Linked DNA regions of Homo sapiens: region 1 is linked to region 2. Evidence: chromatin loops called from intact Hi-C (ENCODE). Cell type or tissue: K562. All regions are shown on one strand. Each heading gives the region's core, and the rest is flanking DNA. Links, peaks and the distances in the headings are about the cores only.

The links. Hi-C counts contacts between places; a loop is a spot of excess contacts. Peaks named below come from ENCODE experiments on the same cell type or tissue, not always from the same donor. Only the 100,000 strongest peaks of a DNase experiment are listed, where the experiment ranks them.
Region 1: it touches region 2 in a loop (4-fold over the local background); 6 of 110 quality-filtered maps call a loop at or near these places.

Annotation. Positions count from the first base shown.
Region 1 is chr5:132,108,376-132,119,310 of GRCh38, forward strand. No RefSeq gene overlaps it. Among named protein-coding and RNA genes, the nearest start is that of CSF2, 40 kb to the left of the region's middle. In K562, for the core only: no CTCF peak of the experiment used is centred there; DNase peaks (open chromatin) are centred at 6,336 and 7,186.
Region 2 is chr5:132,171,545-132,182,479 of GRCh38, forward strand. No RefSeq gene overlaps it. Among named protein-coding and RNA genes, the nearest start is that of P4HA2-AS1, 7.9 kb to the right of the region's middle. RefSeq lists enhancers at 4,951-5,030, 5,691-5,750, 10,124-10,651. In K562, for the core only: CTCF peaks have their summits at 5,659 and 8,781 (motif pointing right); DNase peaks (open chromatin) are centred at 5,647, 6,337 and 8,787; H3K4me3 peaks cover 1,739 bases.

The sequences.
Region 1 (10,935 bases), core at 2,184-10,183, 63 kb before region 2:
AAACCATAAAAACCCTAGAAGAAAACCTAGGCAATACCATTCAGGACATAGACATGGGCAAGGACTTCATGTCTAAAACACCAAAAGCAATGGCAACAAAAGCCAAAATTGACAAATGGGATCTAATTAAACTAAAGAGCTTCTGCACAGCAAAAGAAACTACCATCAGAGTGAACAGGCAACCTACAGAATGGGAGAAAATTTTTGCAATCTATTCATCTGACAAAGGGCTAATATCCAGAATCTACAATGAACTCAAATTTACAAGAAAAAAAACCCATCAAAAAGTGGGCGAAGGATATGAACAGACACTTCTCAAAAGAAGATATTTACACAGCCAAAAGACACATGAAAAATGCTCATCATCACTGGCATCAGAGAAATGCAAATCAAAACCACAATGAGATACCATCTCACACCAGTTAGAATGGTGATCATTAAAAAGTCAGGAAACAACAGGTGCTGGAGAGGATGTGGAGAAATAGGAACACTTTTACACTGTTGGTGGAACTGTAAACTAGTTCAACCATTGTGGAAGTCAGTGTGGTGATTACTCAGGGATCTGGAACTAGAAATACCATTTGACCCAGCCATCCCATTACTGGGTATATACCCAAAGGATTATAAATCATACTGCTATAAAGACACATGCACACGTATGTTTACTGTGGCACTACTCACAATAGCAAAGACTTGGAATCAACCCAAATGTCCAACAATGATGGACTGGATTAAGAAAATGTGGCACATATATGCCATGGAATACTATGCAGCCATAAAAAAGGATGAGTTCATGTCCTTTGTAGGGACATGGATGAAGCTGGAAACCATCATTCTCAGCAAACTATCGCAAGGACAAAAAACCAAACACCGTATGTTCTCACTCATAGGTGGGAACTGAACAATGAGAACACATGGTCACAGGAAGGGGAACATCACACACTGGGGCTGTTGTGGTGGGGGGGAGCGGGGAGGGATAGCATTAGGAGATATACCTAATGTTAAATGACGAGTTAATGGGTGCAGCACACCAACATGGCACATGTATACATATGTAACTAACCTGCATGTTGTGCACATGTACCCTAAAACTTAAAGTATAATAAAAAAAAACAGCTCTGTACAATATTAAAAAAAAAAGTACAAAGGATGTTCCTGAGATGAAGGTGCATGTGGGGGCTGCAGCTCCCCACTGCCTTTCTTGCTTTCTCACAAAGGCATCCTCCAAGTTCAATGGTCTTGGCAGCCTGCATAAAATGAGATGTCCCTCATGTCAGAAGAGTCCAGATTCGAGCCCTCACTGCCCTTTACAGTCCTTCCTGTGTGAGCACCAGAAAGAGCTTACACTACCAAAGAAAGCAAGAACTCTGCTCTTCAGTAAGCCACATTACATAGGTCTAATATGCAAATCCTAGGCCTTAAAAAGTCTTGTGCCAGTATCTTGGGCAATCTTTCTTTAAAAACTAGTTGTACAGTTTTGGAGTTTACAGTTCATGTTTACTCTGGGTCTTTGAGGAAGCAGGCCTGGCCAGGGTCTAACACAACTGGCGTTTTATGTCAGTATGAAACGAAGAACCTTTCAATAAACAGCACTGAGGCAATTGTTATTAAATTGGTTAGGAACACTTTCAGATTTAAGTAAGAGAAAAGACAACTCAAATTGGTTTAAACAATAAGGAAAAGTAAATGTATAGAAAGACGTCTGGAAGGATATACACCTAGCTGAGAATTGTGGTTACTTGCAGAAGCTGGAGTAGGGGATGGGGATCAGGGCAGCCAAAGGGCGGCCACTTTATTTAACTTTACAGTTTTACAATCTTAAGACTAAATAACTTTCTTTTTTATTTAAAAAAAAAAAGGATTTTCTCTTTTTAAGATTTGACAAAAGAGTGTATTCATGCATCATTGGGGTGCTTAAAAAACAAAACTAATTTTTACAGGATCATTAGAAGTCAGACAAGCAAAGGCCAAAGGAGGCTGCTCCCTCTGCAGGAGGCCCTGCTGACCACCGGTGACCTAGCTCCAGACGTCTCTGCTCTCCTGTATATCTCTGCCTAGGCCTCCCTGCCATACTGGTGGGCCTTCCTGGCTCCTGAGGGTGGGAGAATGGGTCTCTCACCTGCACCACAGCTAAACGCTCACAATTATGGGACAGGAAGCAGGTACAAGGTACTAGAGAGCCACAGGGCTAGATGATAAGGGTTCCTCTGTTGAAATAAGTTCAAAGACAGAAAATAAGGAAGGTCAAGCATTCAGAGTCTGTATGCCTATCCCCCTGCACTCCCCTCTTCTCTCAGCCATACCCCAACTTCCTGAGGCTCTCTGCCCAGACTTTGAGAGACTGTCCCTTAGCTCACCTTGGGTCTGGGGCACTGGCTAGAACAAGGGTAGGACTAGAGGAAGAATAATGATCTGGGATAGTATCAGGGTCAGAAAAAGGGGTGTGCAGAAGTCAAAACAGAATAGGAGCTGGGAAAGGGCCAGGGGTCTGCATCAGGAGCAGAGGTTCTGTTCACATCCATAGGTAGTAGTGGCAGATGAAACCACTACCTCCCTTTTTCTCTAGCATAGAGCAAAATGTCTTTTACCCACAGGGAGAGCTACCTTAAATCCCATTTCATTTAGCCAAGTCAGAGAGGAAAAAGCCTGCCCACCAGGCCAGGGCAAAGTAACTCACTCTTTCCACTGGAGAAGTTCTAATGGAACTCAAGGCAGAGGGCAGAGCCCTCCCAAGGCATGGTCCAGAGGCCTGGGCCAAGATGGCTAGATGTGCTGCTGCTACATCTGCAGGAAATGGAATTCTGGGGGTGGTGTGGTTAAGAAAAAACCCTCTGGTTTTGATAGATCCACTTGTAAGTTTACCAAGAAAATTCAGACCAAAGCATCACCCTCACCTTCCTCCACCCACTCTGCAATGACTTCAGAGAAGAGTTATGAGAACTAAAGTGCTCCATCCCAAGAAAAAGAAGGACTTCCTTTGAGGTTAAGGTGTAAAATAACAAATACTACTGCACCTAAGAAGGCCTTTCCAATGCAAGACTTCCCACTCCTACCTTCAGAGACTCAGCAGGAACTGGGGAATAGGTGAGAACATAATTAGGGTCTTAAAAGGAATAGATAAGAAAAACTTTCTTTGCATCCTTTTATAGCTGAATGACCTTTCATTAAATGAGATAGCTTCAAAAATGGGTTTGTTTTCTTATTTATGCCAGGCCCAAGGGGGCACAATTTGAAAGTGAGGGACTTCTTTGCAAAATAATGTAAGGTACTCGCTTTATTATGGGTAGAGAAAATTTTGGAGCAATTAGGAAAATGCTTTTCCTCCTTCTTGTAAATTTAGAATATCCAGTCTGTAAGAATTAATGTGTGTGTGTGTGTGTGTCTGTGTGTGTGTGTGTGCGTGCATGTGCACGTGTGCCTGATCTAATAGTTACCAGATGGGCAACTGGAATAATGAAGAAGTTATACTTTCTATAGTGGCAACAGGGAACGTGATAGGAATGTGCCTTGGAGTACTTACATCTACCTTGATAGTCCTGCTGGAATTTGGCAGTATTATTCTAGATTAGCATTATCCAACAGAACTTTCTGTGGTAATCAGAATGTTGTATATCTGCACTGTCCAATGTAGAAGCTACTAGCACATGTGGCTATTGAACACCTGAAATATGGTTACGGCAACTGAGAGTTTTAAATTTCTAATTTTATTTAATTTTAATTAATTGGCCATATTTAATTAAATAGCCATATATGGCTAATGGCTACTGTACTGGACAACACAGTTCTAGATTAATTGCTCTGTTTGTTTGGGGCAGGGTTTACCAAAGGGTAGGAGAGGATGTGTAGTGGAATTTGGTAGGAGAAAACACTACTATGAGAAACAAAACCCTCATGACAGATGAAGCTAAGAGCAAGCACCATGGCAACATAAAACACATTTGGCACCGCAAGTCTTCTCACGAATCTGCTCACACACAAAAATCTTGTACAAGTGATATTTTCAGAAAAGCCCAAGGAAAGGTGCTATATTGGTGAAACTGAGTTATATGAAACAAGTCTAGCAAACCGAATGACAGAACAGTGTGATCCTACTGATAATCTGGATAAAACCTTCATTTTTACTCCCATTAGTGAGAAGTCCCACTTTGGCAAGTGGCCAAAGGAAACTATGGTTGGAACCATAGTGCACAGTTTTGAAATTTGACTTACCTGTTTTCCATAGAGAGGGACCCAGGAAGAAAGAGTGATGAGTTGAAAGAGGCCTCAACTTTCCAACCATGCTGGAAAGTGCTCCCAAGAAGCAAAGAAAAGTCATGACATTAAGAAAAACTGAATCCATTAATATGTACTGTACATTGAGGTCTGCAGCTGCAGTGTGTCCACCATTTCAAGATAAATGAATCTAGTGTAAGGACCATTGTTAAAAAAGAAAATGAAATTTATGAAGCCATCACCACAGCTATGTCACCATGTCCAAAAACCTTGCATTTTTTTGTGAAATATCTTTTTATCTCATATTGAAATTGCAGCTTTATGTGGGTAGAGGATTGCTAGAAGAAAGGTATAACTATAGACCCTACTGTGACTTGAGAAAAAGCAGAGTCATTATATGACAACATAAACCAAAAGGAAGGTGAAGAGGCCAGGTACACTGGCTCATGGCTGTAATCCCAACACTTTGGGAGGTCAAAGCGGCCTGATCACCTGAGGTCAGGAGGGAGTTTGAGACCTGCCTGGCCAACATGGTGAAACCCCATCTCTACTAAAAATACAAAAATTAGCTGGGCATTGTGGCACATGCCTGTAATCCCAGGTATTCAGGAGGATGCAGCACAAGAATCACTTGAACCTGGGAGGTGGAAGTTGCAGTTAGCCAAGATTGCACCACTGCACTCCAGCCTGGGAGACAGAGCGAGATTCTGTCTTAAATAAATAAACAAACAAATAGGAAGGTGAAGGATCTAAAGCTGAAAAATTTAACGCCAGCAAAGGATGGTTTGATAATTTTAGCAAGAGGTTTGGCCTTAAAAATATCAAGGTAATAGGAGAAGCAGTTTCTGCTGACCAAAGGCAGGAGATAGGTTCCCAGGTATCATTAAGAAAATAATTGAGGACAAAGGATACCTGCCTCAACAGGTTTTTAATACAGACAAAAATGCCCTATTCTGAAAAAAAGTGTCACAAACGATATTTATTAGTAAGGAACAGAAGCAAGCACTAGCATTGCCCTTATCCATAAAGCTGCTAACTCCCAATCCTTGCAGGGAACAGTTGTATACCAGCTGCCAGTCTTTCAGCTGTAGAAGAAGGCCTGGATGATGAAAATCCTTTTTCTGTATTGGTTCCATCAATGCTTTGTCCCTGAGGTCAGGAAGTACCTTGTGAGTAAGGGATTGCCTTTAAAAGCTTTTTTGATGTTGGATAATGCCCCTGGCTACCCAGAACCCCATGAGTTCAACACTGAAGGCATCAAAGTAGTCTACTTATCCCCAAACATAGTCTCTATTTCAGGTATCCAGGATGCAGAATTCCCCTTTGGAAAACTCTAATATCTCTGCCATATCTGACATGCTAGCCAGGGTTCAGACTGCAGTAGCCACTAGCAAATAAACTGTCTGATGCTGACCTTGTTACTGCTTTGGGGATGGTAGTAATCAGAGGTCACTCCAGGGAATATCCCAGGAGGCTGATCCAGGTTGGGGGAAGGGAAGAAATAGAGAAAAGGCAAGCTGGGAGCAGTGGCTCATGAATGTAATACTAGTGCTTTGGGAGGCTGAGGCAGGAGGATCACTTGAGGCCAGGAGTTTAAACCAGGCTGGGTGACATAGTGAGACCTTGTCTCTACAAGAAAAAACTTTTAATAATTAGCCGGGCATGGTGACGTGTACCTGTAGTTGTAACTACTTGGGAGGCTGAGGAGGAAAGACTGCTTGAGCCCAGGAGTTTGAGGCTATAATGAGCTGTGATCACACCACTGCACTCCAGCCTGGGTGAAAGTGAGACCACATTGAGAGAGGGTGGGGGTGGGGGGAGGCAGATGGGGTAAAGGCAGAAAAAGACAAAAGGAGACATCTTGCATCAATGGAGTTTTTTTTTTTTTTTTTAATGGCCCTTGTCTTAATGCAGAATAGAACTTCTTGAAGCACTTCTAACTATAATTCTTTCTTCCTGGCTCAAAGGCTTCCAATACCTTCCTGTAGCCACAACGTAAAGGCCCAAATCCTAAGCTTAGCAATCAAGATGAATGCTCACTGGGTCAGGACCTAAGTACTCTATGCCCTGTATGCCTTTTCTACCCCAAATGAACCCTTTTACTTCTCCCACACGTCATGCTCATTAGGGCCTCTACAACATCTTTATCAGTTACTCCCACTCTCTAGTCCACCCAAACCACATCCTTCCTTTTTCCAACCACTTCTTCAAGATGTAGCTAATATTGTCCCTTTTTGGAAACCTTCCCCAACTATCCAGTTTGGAGGAAGCCCTCCCTTCTTTCAGCACATCTAGATTTCTTGAGAAATCTGTGGTTATTATTTAACTCTTCAAATGGCTAATATCCCCTGCTAGATGTAGCATCCTTGTAGGATGGGCTGTGCTTTTATTATCCCTGAATTTCCCATAGCACCTAGGACAGAGGCATACAGCAATCAGTCAGTATACTTTGATTCATTTCAAGAAATGCATTCTGAGTACCAACTCTGTATCAGAAACCATGCTAAGTGTTTCTGCCTGGGATCATACAGATAACTGAGAGGTGGCTCTAGTTTATAAATATATTTATTTCACCTTCAGACATAGCTAGGCCAGTCTCCATTTCCTCTGACTCTCCAAGGTTGGAAAACCTCCTTTTAATGACAGACAATTCTCTATATCAGGCCTGACTCTTGACTTTATCACAACTCCCACTCCCACGTCACTTGCTTGAGATGTGCAGGGTCACAGATGTCAGCAATATAACAGTCAACAACTCATACAAGGTAATCGCTTTTACTGAGTAAAAGAATAAACAATCAAGAATATTTCAGATATTGATAAATGCTTTGAAGAAAAAATAAAACATAAGAATGACTTAGTGATGGAATGGCTACTTTAGGTGTCAGGGAAGAATTCTCTGAAGAGGTGACAAGTGTACTTAGTCATCAATGAAAAAAAAGCATTCATCATGAAAAGGAGCCCTCTAGGTACAGATACTAGCTACCGCAAAGGCCCTGAGGGAAACATATAGCATAGTTAAGGAGGAGAAATAAGGTCAGTATGTCTAGAGCACAGTGAGCAAAGAGGAGAGCAGTAGGAGATGAGGGTGGAGAAGTATGCTGTGGGCTGCTTATACATATATACATAAGGCATGATAAGAAGCATAAGTGTGAGGGAAGTCATGAGAGGGCTTTTGGCTGGAAAATATTCCCTTTGGCTGCTGGGTGAACAATAAATTGTTGTTGGTAAAAGACGAGGCAAGAACACCAAGTAGGAACCTATGTCAATAGTCTAGAAAATGGATCACAGTAAACGTGGACTTGGGTTTTAGCAGTGGATATAGACACAAGCAAATGGATTAAAATAGATGAGCAAAAATACATAAAATAAGAAATCAGAAGCAGTAATAGACAATGAAATCAGAGGACTATTTTGCTATGATAATACAGAATGAAGACAAACATTCGTAACAATTTCTGGGCTGAATAACAGTTTACAAAATAACCAAAACAACAAGGAATAAAGAAAATTCAAGATAAAACTGATAAAACCATGATAATAATGAACATCGTGAACGTATTTCTTTCATGAAGAAGACAGAGAAATTGACTATTATTAATAATTAATAAACTTGGCTTAAGAGAGACATTAAACACTATAGCCCATAAACATTGGCTATACATTACTCTTAAAAAGTCATAAAAACAACCTCAGCAAATTTCTCAAAGCAGAAATTTTATTGCCCATATTCTTTGACTGCAATGCTATAAGAACAGAAATATTCTTTTACAAAAATCTCAATTTTTTAAAGTCACTAAATTGCAAATAAATAAAAGCAAACATCAATTGGCATTGTATACAGTAGAACATATGAAATAGATTATAGTAAAAAATTCTTAAGAGAGAGTTGGCAAGATGGCTGAATAGGAACAGCTCCGGTCTGCAGCTCCCAGCAAGATCGATGCAGAAGGTGGGTGATTTCTGCATTTCCAACTGAGGTACCTGGTTCATCTCACTGGGACTGGGTGGACAGTGGGTGCAGCCCACGGAGGGCGAGCGGAAGCAGTTGGGGCATCGCCTCACCCAGGAAACGCAAGGGGTCAGGGAATTATCTCCCCTACCCAAGGGAAGCTGTGAGGGGCTGAGCCTGAGGAACAGTGCACTCTGGCCCAGATACTGCACTTTTCCCACGGTCTTCACAACCCCCAGACCACGTGCCTATACCACCAGGGCCCTGGGTTTCAAGCACAAAACTGGGCAGCCATTCAGGAGACACTGAGTTAGCTGCAGGACTTTTTTTTTTCCATACCCCAGTGGCACCTGGAATGCCAGCGAGACAGAACCATTCACTCCCCTGGAAAGGGGGCTGAAGCCAGGAAGCCAAGTGGTTGGGCTTGGTGGGTCTCACCTCCATGGAGCCCAGCAAGCTAAGATCCACTGCCTTGAAATTCTCGCTGCCAGCACAGCAGTCTGAGGTCAACTTGGGATGCTTGAGCTTGGTGGGGGGAGGGGCATCCGCCATTGCTGAGGCTTGAGTAGGTGGTTTTACCCTCACAGTGTAAACAAAGCCACCTGGAAGTTCAAACTGGGTGGAGCCCACTGCAGCTCAGCAAGGCCACTGTGGCCAGACTGCCTCTCTAGATTCCTCCTCCCTGGGCAAGGCACCTCTGAAAAAAAGGCAGCAGCCCCAATCAGGGGCTTACAGATAAAACCCCCATCTCCCTGGGACAGAGCACCTGGAGGAAGAGGCGGCTGTGGGTGCAGCTTCATCAGACTTAAAAGTCCCTGCCTGACAGCTCTGAAGAGCACAGATCTCCCAGCACAGCATTTGAGCTTTGCTAAGGGTGAGACTGCCTCTTCAACTGGCTCCCTGACCTCCATATATCCTAACTGGGAGAAACCTCCCAGTAGGGGCCAACAGACACCTCATACAGGAGAGCTCTGGCTGGCATCTGGCAGGTGCCCTTCTGGGATGAAGCTTCCCAAAGGAAGAGGCAGCAATCTTTGCTGTTCTGCAGCCTCCACTGGTGATACCCAGGAAAACAGGATCTGGAATGGACTTCCAGCAAACTACAGCAGACCTGCAGCAGAGGGCCCTGACTATTAGAAGGAAAACTAACAGAGACCCCATCCGAAGGTCACCTACATCAAAGACCAAAGGTAGATAAATCCACAAAGATGGGGAGAAACCAGTGCAAAAACGCTGAAAATTCCAAAAACCAAAAAACCTCTTCTCCAAAGCATCACAACTCCTCGCCAGCAAGAGAAAAAAACTGGAAAGAGAATGAGTTCGATGAATTGACAAAAGTAGGTTTCAGAAGGTGGGTAATAACAAACTCATCTGAGCTAAAGGAGCATGTTCTAACCCAATGCAAGGAAGCTAAGAACCTTGAAAAAAGGTTAGATGAATTGCTGACTAGAATAACCAGTTTAGAGAAGAACATAACGTGATGGAGCTGAAAAACACAGCACAAGAACTTCATGAGGCATACACAAGTATCAATAGCTGAATCAGTCAAGCAGAAGAAAGGATATTAGAAATTGGAGATCAACTTAACGAAATAAAGCGAGAAGACAAGATCGGAGAAAAAAGAATAAAAAGGAACGAACAAAGCCTCCGAGAAATATGGGACTATGTGAAAGGACCAAACCTATGTTTGATTGGTGTACCTGAAAGTAATGGGGAGAATGGAACCAAGTTGGAAAACACACTTCAGGATATTATCCAGGAGAACTTCCCCAACCTAGCAAGACAGGTCAACATTAAAATTCAGGAAATACAGAGAACACCACAAAGATACTCCTTGAGAAGAGCAACTCCAAGACACATAATCATTAGATTCACCAAGGTTGAAATGAAGGAAAAAATGTTAAGGGCAGCCAGAGAGAAAGGTCGGGTTACCCACAAAGGGAAGCCCATCAGACTAACAGCAGATCACTCTGCAGAAACCCTAGAAGCCAGAAGAGAGTCAGGGCTAAAATTCAACATTCTTAAAGAAAAGATTTTTCAACCCAGAATTTCATATCAAGCCAAACTAAGTTTCATAAGTGAAGGAGAAATAAAATCCTTGAGAGACAAGCAAATGCTGAGTATGTTGTCACCACCAGGCCTGCCTTACCAGAGCTCCTGAAGGAAGACTAAACATGGAAAGGAACAACTGGTACCAGCCACTGCAAAAACATACCAAATTGTAAAGATCATTGACACTATGAAGAAACTGCATCAACTAACAGGCAAAATAACCAGCTAGTATCATAATGACAGGATCAAATTAACACATAACAATATTAACCTTAAATGTAAACTGGCTAAATGCCCCAGTGAAAAGACAGACTGGCAAATTGGGTAATGAGTCAAGACCCATCAGTGTGCTGTATTCAGGAGACCCATCTCATGTGAAAAGACACACATAGGCTCAAAATAAAGGGATGGAGGAATATTTATCAAGCAAATGGAAAGCAAAAAAAGCAGGAGTTGCAATCCTAGTCTCTAATAAAACATACTTTAAACCAACAAAGATCAAAAAAGACAAAGAAGGGCATTACATAATGGTAAAGGGATCAATGCAACAAGAAAAGCTAACTATCCTAAATGTATATGCACCCAATACAAGAGCACCCAGATTCATAAAACAAGTTCTTAAGATCTACAAAGAGACTTAAGACTGCCACACAATAATAATGGGAGACTTTAACACCCCACCATCAATATTAGAAGGATCAATGAGACAGTAAATTCAC
Region 2 (10,935 bases), core at 1,566-9,565:
TAAAAAAGGAGGGGCAAGTTAAAATGATCAAAGCAAGCAAAATAAATGAAATAATAAGGATAAGAGCAGAAATCAACAAAATAGAAAATGGAAAAATAGAGAAAACCAAAGAAACCTAAAGGCTGATTATTTGAAAAGATCAACAAAATTGACAAACCTTTAGACTGACCAAGAAAAAAATAGAGAAGATAAAAATTACCCAATAAAGGGACGAAAGAAAGAATAGACTACTGATCCTATAGAAATTACAAGGAAATGCTGTAAACATCTTTATGCCAACAAAGCAGGCAACTAATATGAAGTGGAAAAGTTCCTAGAAAGGTACAAATTACCAAAATGAACTAAAAAATATACAGAACAATCTAAATAGGCCTATAAAAAGTAAAGAAACTGAATTAGAAATGTAAAATCTTCCCATAAAGAGAATTCTAGGCCCAGATAACTTCACTGGTGAATTTTATCAAATATTTAACCAAAAAATAATGCTAATCCTTCACAAAGTCTTCAGAAAATAGAGAAGAGAACAGATCCCAACTAAATCTAAGATGTTTATTACCCTAATCCCAAAGCTAAAGACATCATACAAAAAGAAAACTACAAAACCCTCATGAACATCATCATGAGAATCCTTAATTATTAGCAAACTAAATCCAGGAATATGTAAAAAGAATGTATACACCATGACCAAGTGAGATTTCTGCAAGAATATGAGGTTGGTTTAACATGCAATTAATGTAAGAGACTACATAGAATAAAGGACACATGATTATTTCCACAGACGCAGGAAAGGCATTTGACAAAATTCAACACCTATTTATGATTTTTAAAAAAAAATCTAGGCTGGGCATGATGGTTCAGACCTGTAACCTCAGCACTTTGGGAGGCCAACGCGGGTGGATCACCTGAGGTCAGGAATTTGAAACCAGCCTGGCCAGCACGGTAAAACCCCGTCTCTACTAAAAATACAAAAATTAGCTGGATGTGGTGGCGCACACCTGTAATCCCAGCTACTCAGGAGACTGAGGCAGGAGAATCACTTGAGCCCGGGAGGTGGAGGTTGCAGAGAGCAGAGAGCAGAGATTGTACTGCACTCCAGCCTGGATGACAGAGTGAGACTCTGTCTAAAAAAACAAACAAACAAACAAACAAACAAACAAAAAACCTCTCCACAGACTAGGAATAGAAGAGAACATTCTTAATGTGATAAAGACAGATACGAAACTCTCACAACTAACATCATACTTAATGGTGAAAGATGGGCTGCTTGGCTCCTAAGAGCAAGAACAAGGTAAAACCTATCAAAATCTTAGCTGGGCTTGTTGTAGAAATTGACAAGCTGATCCTAAAATTCACATGGAAATAAAAGGGACCCAGAATAGTCAGAACAATTTTGAAAAAGAATGAAGTTGAAGGACTTACATTACCTAAAGGACCAAGGAAGTCTTCTCTCAAGGACATCTATGCTTAGCCCACTGAAATAAATAGATAGGCTCTTGACCACTCTGCTCACCCTCTCCCAAGAAACACTTCAGGAAGAAAGCCTGACCAGAGGTAAGTTGCTCTCTCTTTGAGGTGATGTTATAATTTCATCTAGAACTCTATAGCCCTTATAACTCTCTCCCTTAAGCTGGCCAATTAGGAAAACTAACTCATCTGCTTAGTCATTTTGTTTATAAATTCTCTCAATTGTTCTATCTGAACAATAGCTGCAATAATAACATGAATTGATATATTATCCCATTGTTATAGCAAAGTAAATTAATGCACAGTGTCATTAAGTTAACTTGCTCTAGGTCATCCAGTATGTGGTGGAGTCAGTGTCTTATTGTAGAACCAGGATAGGAAGAGCTGTTTAAAAATGTATAATCATCTTCTAAGTTAGTATCAGCTAGCATTGATAATAGCATTATACAAAGTCTATAAGGTAGGCATGGCAAGAATTTTCCACTGTTTGAAGAAACCAATGACGTTCTAAATATTTAAGTGATGTATCCAAATTTAGACATTTGCTATCTCACTGGTGGCTACATCCAAAATTGGAATACAATATGAGAGAACAGAGAAGATTTAATTCATTTTTTTACAAAGACCATGATTTAGAGAAATATTTTTGTTTTTTTTTCCAGGTTATATTTAAGTGATTATATACCTTGGAACTGAGGAGCTAAACCCACTTAAACTGACAGTAGTTTCTCATTGTTACTTTGCTGTTATTGAATAATCTTAAGAAGAAAGGTTGATATTTCTCAAAACAAATCAAAAATCACCATTAAGAGAGACAGAAAAGGCAAGCAGCCACTAAAGGTGGAGAATATCTACACAACATATACAACCAATAAAAGGCTTGTATCCAGAATATACAAAGTCTTTCTACAAATTAATAAAACAACTCAATAGATAAATGGTCTAGAGACTCAAAAAGAACTCATAAAAGAAAATATTCAAAAGACTGATAAATATATGAAAGTGTTCTGTATCATTCATAATCAAAGAAGTGCAAAATAAAACTATGGGATACAACCACATGCCACCAGGAAGTTTGAACTTTAAAAGTCTGACAAATACAAAGATACTGCTTAGGATGCAGTTTAGAGGGGAACTCTCACATACTGCTATTAAGAAAAAAATGCGGCCAGGCAACGTGGCTCTCGTCTGTAATCCCAACACTTTGGGAGGCCGAGGCGGGCAGATCACTTGAGGTCAGGAGTTCAAGACTAGCCTGGAACATGGTGAAACCCCATCTCTACCAAAGATACAAAAATTAGCTGGGCATGATAGCACATACCTGTAATCCCATGTACTCAGGAGGCTGAGGCAGGAGAATCGCTTGAACCCAGGAGATGAAAGTTGCAGTGAGCTGAGATCACACCACTGCACTCCAGCCTAGGCGACAGAGCAAGGCTCCATCTCAAAAATAATAATAAGAAGAAGAATGCAACTATTTTAAGAAAGTGGCATAATCTAGTAAATTTCAGTGGACCAATAATTCCATTCCCATGTATAACCTGCATAAAAATATACTTTCAGGAAATAAGTACAGAATATTCATGCCAGAATTATTCATTATATCCCCAAACTGGAAGAAACTCAAATGCCCACAAAAGTCAAATGGATAAACAACCTATGGTATGGTCATCCAATGGAATACCATAAAGCACTTAAAAGGAATAACTATAGATATACAGAAATAACATGGATATATCTTAAAAACATAGCATTGAGTAAAATAAACTGGATAAAAATAATATGTATTATATGAGTCCATACACATAAACTTAAAAAAAGGCAAAATTAAACTACATTGCTGTAATAAATTAAATTTATGAATTTAATAAAACTGAACTATATCACAGACCATTAAACTTAAATATTTAGTTATATGTACTTAGTACATATTTTAGTTATATATACTTAGATGGAAAAATCTTCAAGACATATTAACAAAACTATAGAACAGTATGTATGATTCTATTTATGTAAAACAGAACATCTATTTGCGTGATATATACCTAAAGCACTGTCCAACAAATCTTACTGCAATCATTGAAATGTTCTATAATCTATGCTGTTTAATTCTGTAGCCATGTGTGGCCATTGAACACTTAAAAATGTACTTAATAGCACTGAGGAACAGAATTTTTATTTAATTTTAATTAATTTCAGTGTAAATAGCCTCACGTGGCTAGTGGTTACAGTATTGGATAGTGTAGTTATGGAAAATGATATATAACAGATTACCTCCAGAGCAGTTTTTCAACCTGGGCACTACTGACATTTGGGATAGGAGAATTATTTTTTTTATTTTTATTTTGTTTCCTTTGGATTACCAGTGCAAAACACATTTTTTTACAATTACAGTGCAAAATCCATATTTATTTGGCTAGCGTTATGTATTTATTTTTAATCTATGTATTAATTTTTTTTAAAAAGCCATAATAAACACTTGGATTCCAAATACAGTATTTTGTTGAATACTGTGCCAAATACATATCATACAGAGTAAAAATTTGAAAATATCTCCAAACCATAACAATAAACATAATAAGGTAATGATATAATACCTTAGAAGGTGTTAAGAACAAAGGAAGGAAACAAGACTATAAACAGGTAATGGGAACTGTGGGTGATGGTGTTGTTTATATATATATTATAATATATATTTAAAATATATTTTTATATTTAATATATTTAATATTAATTATATTAAATATATTTAAAATATATATTAATATATATTAAATATATATTAATATATTAAATATATATTAATATAATTAATATATATTTAATATAATTTAATATAATAAATATATATTATATATTAAATAATATATATTATATATTTAAAATATATATTAATATATATTATATATATTTAAAATATATAATATATATTAAACATATTTAAAATATATATTTAAAAATATAAATTATATATTATATATAATATATATTATATATTATATATAATATATAATATATATAATATATAATATATATATTATATATAATATATATTATATATTATATATTTATATATTTATATATTGTATATTTATATATTGTATATATTTATATATTATATATTTATATATTTTTATATATTATATATATTTATATATATTATATATATTTTTATATATATTTTTATATATTATATATTTATATATATTTTTATATATTTTTATATATTTTATATATTTATATATATTTTTATATATTATATATATTTATATATATTTTTATATATTATATATATTTATATATATTTATATATTATATATATTTTTATATATTTTTATATATTACATATATATTTATATATATTTTTATATATTATATATATTTATATATATATATTTTAGTGCCCAATAGGTAGTTTTATTCCAGTAGTATCCCCTAAGTCAAGGCAATCAAAATTGTCTCCAGACCTTGTCAAATATCTCCTAGGGAAGAGGTCCCCAATGCCCAGGCTGCAAATCAGTACCGGTCAGTGGCCTGTTAGCAACCGGGCTGCACAGCAGGTGAGCAGCAGGCGAGTGAGCATTACTGCCTGAACTCTGCCTCCTGTCAGATCAGCTGCAACATTAACTTCTCATAGCAGCGCAAACTCCACTGTGAACTATGCATGCACATGCGAGGGATGTAGGTTGCATGCTCCTTATGAGAGTGTAATGCCTGATGATCTAAGGTGGAACAGTTTCATTCTGAAAGCATCCCCCACCAACCCCCGTCCATGGAAAAATTGTCTTCCATGAAACTGTCCCTGGTGCCAAAATGTCTGGGGACCACTGCCCTAGGGGACAAAATCTCCCCAGCTGAGAACCACTGCTAAAGACATAGGAGAGTAATGGGAGGGAGGGGGCACTGTAATATTTTATTCTATTTCTGTTTTGCCTAAATTTGCTTAGAGGTAACATGCATGTACATTTTCTTTGTGTAATTAATAATTTTAAAAGTAAGCCTGTTTTCTCATGAGTAAAATGGGAACTATATACCTAAACTCTAAGGTTGCTCTAAAGATTAAGAGCAAAATAGAAACGAGTTACCAATTTCCTGGAACAGTGGGGGAAAAATACCAAGCAAAGTGAAAAAGGAAGTTCACATGAATAGTTATCAAGAACAGTGAAGAAAGAAGAGAGAATCGCCTCCTAGCTGAGGCTAGGAGAATGATCAGTCATTTTTGCCATTTGCAAAGATAAGTAAAACAGAAATAGGAACCATTTAAGGGAAGTATAATGAACCTGGTTAGGGATCTATTAAAATGGAAGAACTTGCGGGCCATCTAAGTAGAGCTGGAGCTGGAAGTTGGAAAGTAATAAAAGCTAGAATTAAAGACTCAAGAGTTATCAATATCAATATACTGATATCAAGTATTTGGAATATCAAGTATTTGGAAGTCATGAGCCTTCAGAGAAAAAAAAAATGGCTATAAAGAAACTCTGAGCCATAACTGAGGATTGGGAAAGGAGGGCCACAGGAGACTACGGTATTGAGAAGTTGTAGGCAGAGATAGAAGAAAAACCAGAAGATAGTTGGATCATGGCAGCCAAGAGAAGGGTTTAAACAAAGTGGATAATGTCTCCTTAGATCTCACCTTTATTAAAAAATAAATATTAACATATCAATACAAGAAGAAAAGAGATGAAATATATTTCATTCAAGAGAGAGTGGGGGTCAATCTCAAAACAGCACTCATGGACCATCAAGGCAATAACTCTGGAACTGAGAAGTCACTGGCCCAACAAATAAAGAAGGCAAGTTCTGCTGGAAGGAAACCCCTGGCACCTCATGCACTTCTACGACTGCCTGATCACTCAGGGCTCCTACAAGGCACCAGGCCTCAAAACCTTATCTGTATTCCCGTCCAGCTGGAGGGGAGCAGATTACACTCTTTTTTTTTCCCCCAAGAGAGTCTCACTCTGTCGCCCAGGCTGGAGTGCAGTAGCGCAACCTTGGCTCACTGCAACCTCCAACTCCTAGGTTCAAGCAATTCTCCTGCCTCAGCCTCTCAAGTCACTGGAATCACAGAAGTGTGCCACCACGCCTGGCTAATTTTTTTGTATTTTTAGTAGAGACGGGATTTCACCATGTTGGTCAGGTTGGTCTCAAACTCCTGGCCTCAAGTGATCCACCCACCTCGGCCTCCCAAAGTACTAGGATTACAGGCGTGAGCTACTGCACCCAGCCAGGTTACACTCTTAATAGCAACAACTTCGTAAATTATCTGAAGCAGGCCCTGGTCTCTGACCAGGCTAAGGCTATTTGGACTGTGAAACATGCAACCCACAGTTAATCAGAAACTCTCTTTGAAATGTTAACAAAAGACCATGAGATGCACAGAGGAAGAAAAGGGAAAAAAAACTATTTTCAGAGGGAGAAACAATCTACAAATTGGGGAATGCAACCTCCCAGGAAAACCAAAAGGACATACTCCAAAAGGGAATAGGAAGCTGGTATTTATGCCTTACAGGGATACTCCAGGGTGTGCGTGGTTTGCTCCTGTCCTCAGCACATTTGATCATGTCACTGCCTGCAATTCTGTCATCTTTGCTCCAAGACAGATAGATTTGGATCCCTTTTTTCCTTTTTCCTCAGCAAGTTCAGAAAAAGAGAAAAGTGTTGCTTGGCTATTTCATTACACACCAAAGTACAAAATGGGGAGGAAGTGTTTCCTGCATACACCATGGGCCCTAAAAAAGAAACTCACCATTGCCCTTCCCTTCCCTCTTCTGTCCCCTGGAGCTTGGCTCCCCTCTCACTTCCTTGGGACCTTGTTATAGTTGACTCCTAAAATTGCCGCCGCCATACACACACGCCCACATGGATCAGGGGAATCTGTGTTTAGAAATCATCATGAGGCTGGGCGCGGTGGCTCACGCCTGTAATCCCAGCACTTTGGGAGGCCGAGGCGGGTGGATCACTTGAGGTCAGGAGCTCAAGACCAGCCTGACCAACATGATGAAACCCTATCTGTACCAAAAATATAAAAATTAGCTGGGTTATATTTAGCAGGCTTAAAGGAATCTGTGAATATTCATGAGGGAAGTCAAGCATGTGTGCAGTGGGTAAACATATATGTAACATGCATTCCATGTTCACTTTGGGGTGGGGTTTTAGCATTAAAGTAAGGTGAATTTGGCTCTTTGCATCAAAAAGGTGAACTACAGGGCACAAAGACAGTTTGTGTACAGTCTCTATAAGCTGGCCAAAACTGGCTGGCTTGAGGTCTATGGCTATTTATCAGGAAAGAAAGTAAGGCCAATTCTCTGTCCCATCAGAATTGTGGCAGGACCATGGTGGGCAGCCAGCAGATCGGTCGGCTGGTGTCAAGTAGTAGTCTATCAGGGTCAACAGGAAATTTCCAGCTGTAGTTTCTGTGATGTTTTTCAGGACCTGGTTTCTGCTTACAGGAAAGAAAACCTTATGGTAGTTAGTAACACAGGGATACATGACCAAGCCCTCATCTTGCTGTGGCCGTTAGATTCTGGTTTTGGTATGTCTCATTTTAGCCACAGGGAGTCTGCTGGGGTATATTTCAACTCTAGGGCTCCAGATTTTTCATTCTATGTTGCTACTGCTAAAGACAATGTTTCCATAAATCAGCCTGATGTGATTAATCAGGGTTAACGTTTGATGACGGCTGGAATACAATGCATTCCCATTGTAAGTTTCCAAATCTGATGCTTATCTGTGAAAACACACTTTTTCATTTTATCATTATCATATCAGGAAGCTCTAACCAAAGCCTCAAATTCTTGAACTACAGAAGGTCTAGGAAGCTTTGAAACAGGCAAAATTTTGTGTGCACTTTTTAAAGGGATAAAGACCCTGAAATTTCATATGGGTCTCAAGAGGGTCTGTCACCCCAAAAGGTTAACAGTCATTGTAATTGTATTTTTCCTACATCAGGCCCTATTTGTGATCATTTGTTGAATAATTTCTGACACCTATTCTAGATGTTGGTCCAGGTGGGTATGTCCTCTAGAAGGCTGGATATAAGGGTCTAAAACAGAGCTCAAGAGAAAGATTTGAGTACAAAAAGACAATTCAATAAATCATAAACATATACATGTTAAAGCAGTGGAAGTAAAGATCCTTCCTCCTATAGCATACAGTACTACCGTGAAAAGGAAACAAACTAGACTAGGGAACATATATATGAGAAGCCTAGGCTGATGAAAAGGAGCCAGGGAGGCCGGAAATAAAGGAGAACTTGAATCACGAAGTGCTTCGCTAGAGGAAAAAAAAAAAACTGTCCGAAGTGTCTACTGGGTTTGGCCACTAGGAGGACCCAGAACACTTTACCAGACAATTCCAGAGAATTAGTTGGGGGAGACTCACTGCGTCAAAAATTTAAGAATGGAAGGTGAGGACAGTAAATCTAGCATAAGCAGCTTGCCTTAAGCTTCTTGAAATCAAAGAAGCAGGCAAGATGACAGCTGTGAGCCCACTGGGTACAAAAGCAGTTTGGGTCATTACTTTAGTGAGGCTCCGTTGGCTGCAAATTTCAAGAGAAAGAGATGGACTTTTCAGAGAAGAGTAAGAGAAGGGAGGACCAAGCTGGGGTGTGGGGAGGGGGCTGATCCTCCATGTTATAAACGCACTTTCAGAAAGACACTGAAAAGTGCCTTAAAAACAAAAAACTTTGAGCTTGCCAAATACCCATGGCCTTTCCTACCACTTATCTTCTCACAACCCCCAAATGCTTTACAAAAAAAAAAAGTTGGCAGAAGGGGTATAGCTCAGTGGTAGAGCATTTGACTGCAGATCAAAAAAAAAAAGTTTCCCCCGAGTTTAGAATAAAGAATCTTCACAAAAGTTAAACCTCTTCAAAGTAGCGTCAGCCTTAGATATTACGTCCAAGACATCATTTGACGCACCCAGACCCCCGCTCAGAGCACATCCTTGACTCACCAGCCTCTCTCTGACTCTGTCCTTGCGGAGGGACCGCCTCACAGGACAGAGCCCCACTGGCCCCAGGAGCCTTGCGAGCTGGTCCTGCGGGGCTGCTCTGCCAGACCAGGTCGGAAAGGAGGGGCCAGCCAGAGCCCTAAGCCAGGGCAGCCACAGACACAGCCTGTAGCCCCACTGCTGTCCGCTGACCCCGCCATTCTCACCACCTGACCTCTAGGAACACGCCCACAGGTCAAAGGCCTTTCCAGAAACCTCTGACCCTGCCAGACCCCGCCCCCAGGTCCTCAGAGGCCACGCCCCTTCCTGTGGCCTCGCACGGCCTCGCCCTTTCCCGAGGCCTGCGCGGGGGAAGGGGTGGTGTCCTTTATCTGGGGGGTGTCCTTTATCTGGGTACTGAGCTCCGAGTGCCATTTCAGTGCCCACTGAGCAAGAGAGGCTGCTCGATGCTTTCCAAAGGCCCATTCTGGGCACTGGGGATAGAGAAGTGGAAAAGCAAAGTTCTTTCCTTCAAGGACCTTCTATACCATGGGGGAGACAGACCACGAACTGATACCCAAATTAAATCTCTTAACGGGTGGTAGTGATGTGGGGCAGGTGAGCCCCAAAGTGGAGCTTAGCCCACGAGAGTTCTTGGCTTTGCCCAGGAAAGAATTCAACGGCAAGCCAGAGGTAGAAGAAAACAGCTTTCTTGAAGAGGCAGAGCAGGGCTACCCCATTGACAGTGGGTAGCAGCTCAGGGCAGTTTTGCAGTCATGTTTATTACTACTTTTAATTACATGTAGATTAAGGGGAGGTTTATGCAGACACTTCCAGAGAAGGAGTAGTAACTTTGGGGTCATTGGGTCATTACCATGGAAAGGGGCCCTAACGCCAGGGTGTTGTCATAGCAACTGCAAACCGACGTAGCACCCTGGTGGGCTGATTGAAAGCTACTTTGGCCCTGGCCCTGTTTTAGCCAGTCCTCAATCTGGTCCGGTGTCCGACGCCTGCGTCTGGAGTCAAGTCCCACCTTTTACCTCAGTGATAAGTGCTCTAAAGAAAAATAAAACAGGGCTGGGCGTGGTAGCTCACGCCTGTAATCCCAGCACTTTGGGAGGCAGAGGCGGGAGGATAACTTGAGGTCAGGGATCGGAAAGCAGCCTGGCCAACATGGTGGAACGCTGTCTCTACTAAAAATACAAAAATTAGTCGGGCGTGGTGGTGCATACCTGTAATCCAAGCTACTCGGGAGGCTAAGGCAGGAGAATCGCTTGAACCCAGGGGACGAAGGTTGCAGTGAGCAGAGATCGCACCATTGCACTCCAGCCTGGGCTACAAAGCAAGACTCCATCTCAAAAAGAAAAAAAAAGAAAAAGAAAAAGAAAAAAGAAAGAAAACAGGCTAAGGAGGAAGAGAATGAGAACGCAAATCCTTCGTAGTAGTCATGAAGGCCTCTTGGAGTGGGCTGCAGTGAGCCGAGACTGCGCCCCTGCACTCCAGCCTGGGCAACAAAGCAAGACTGTCGAAAGAAAGGGAAGG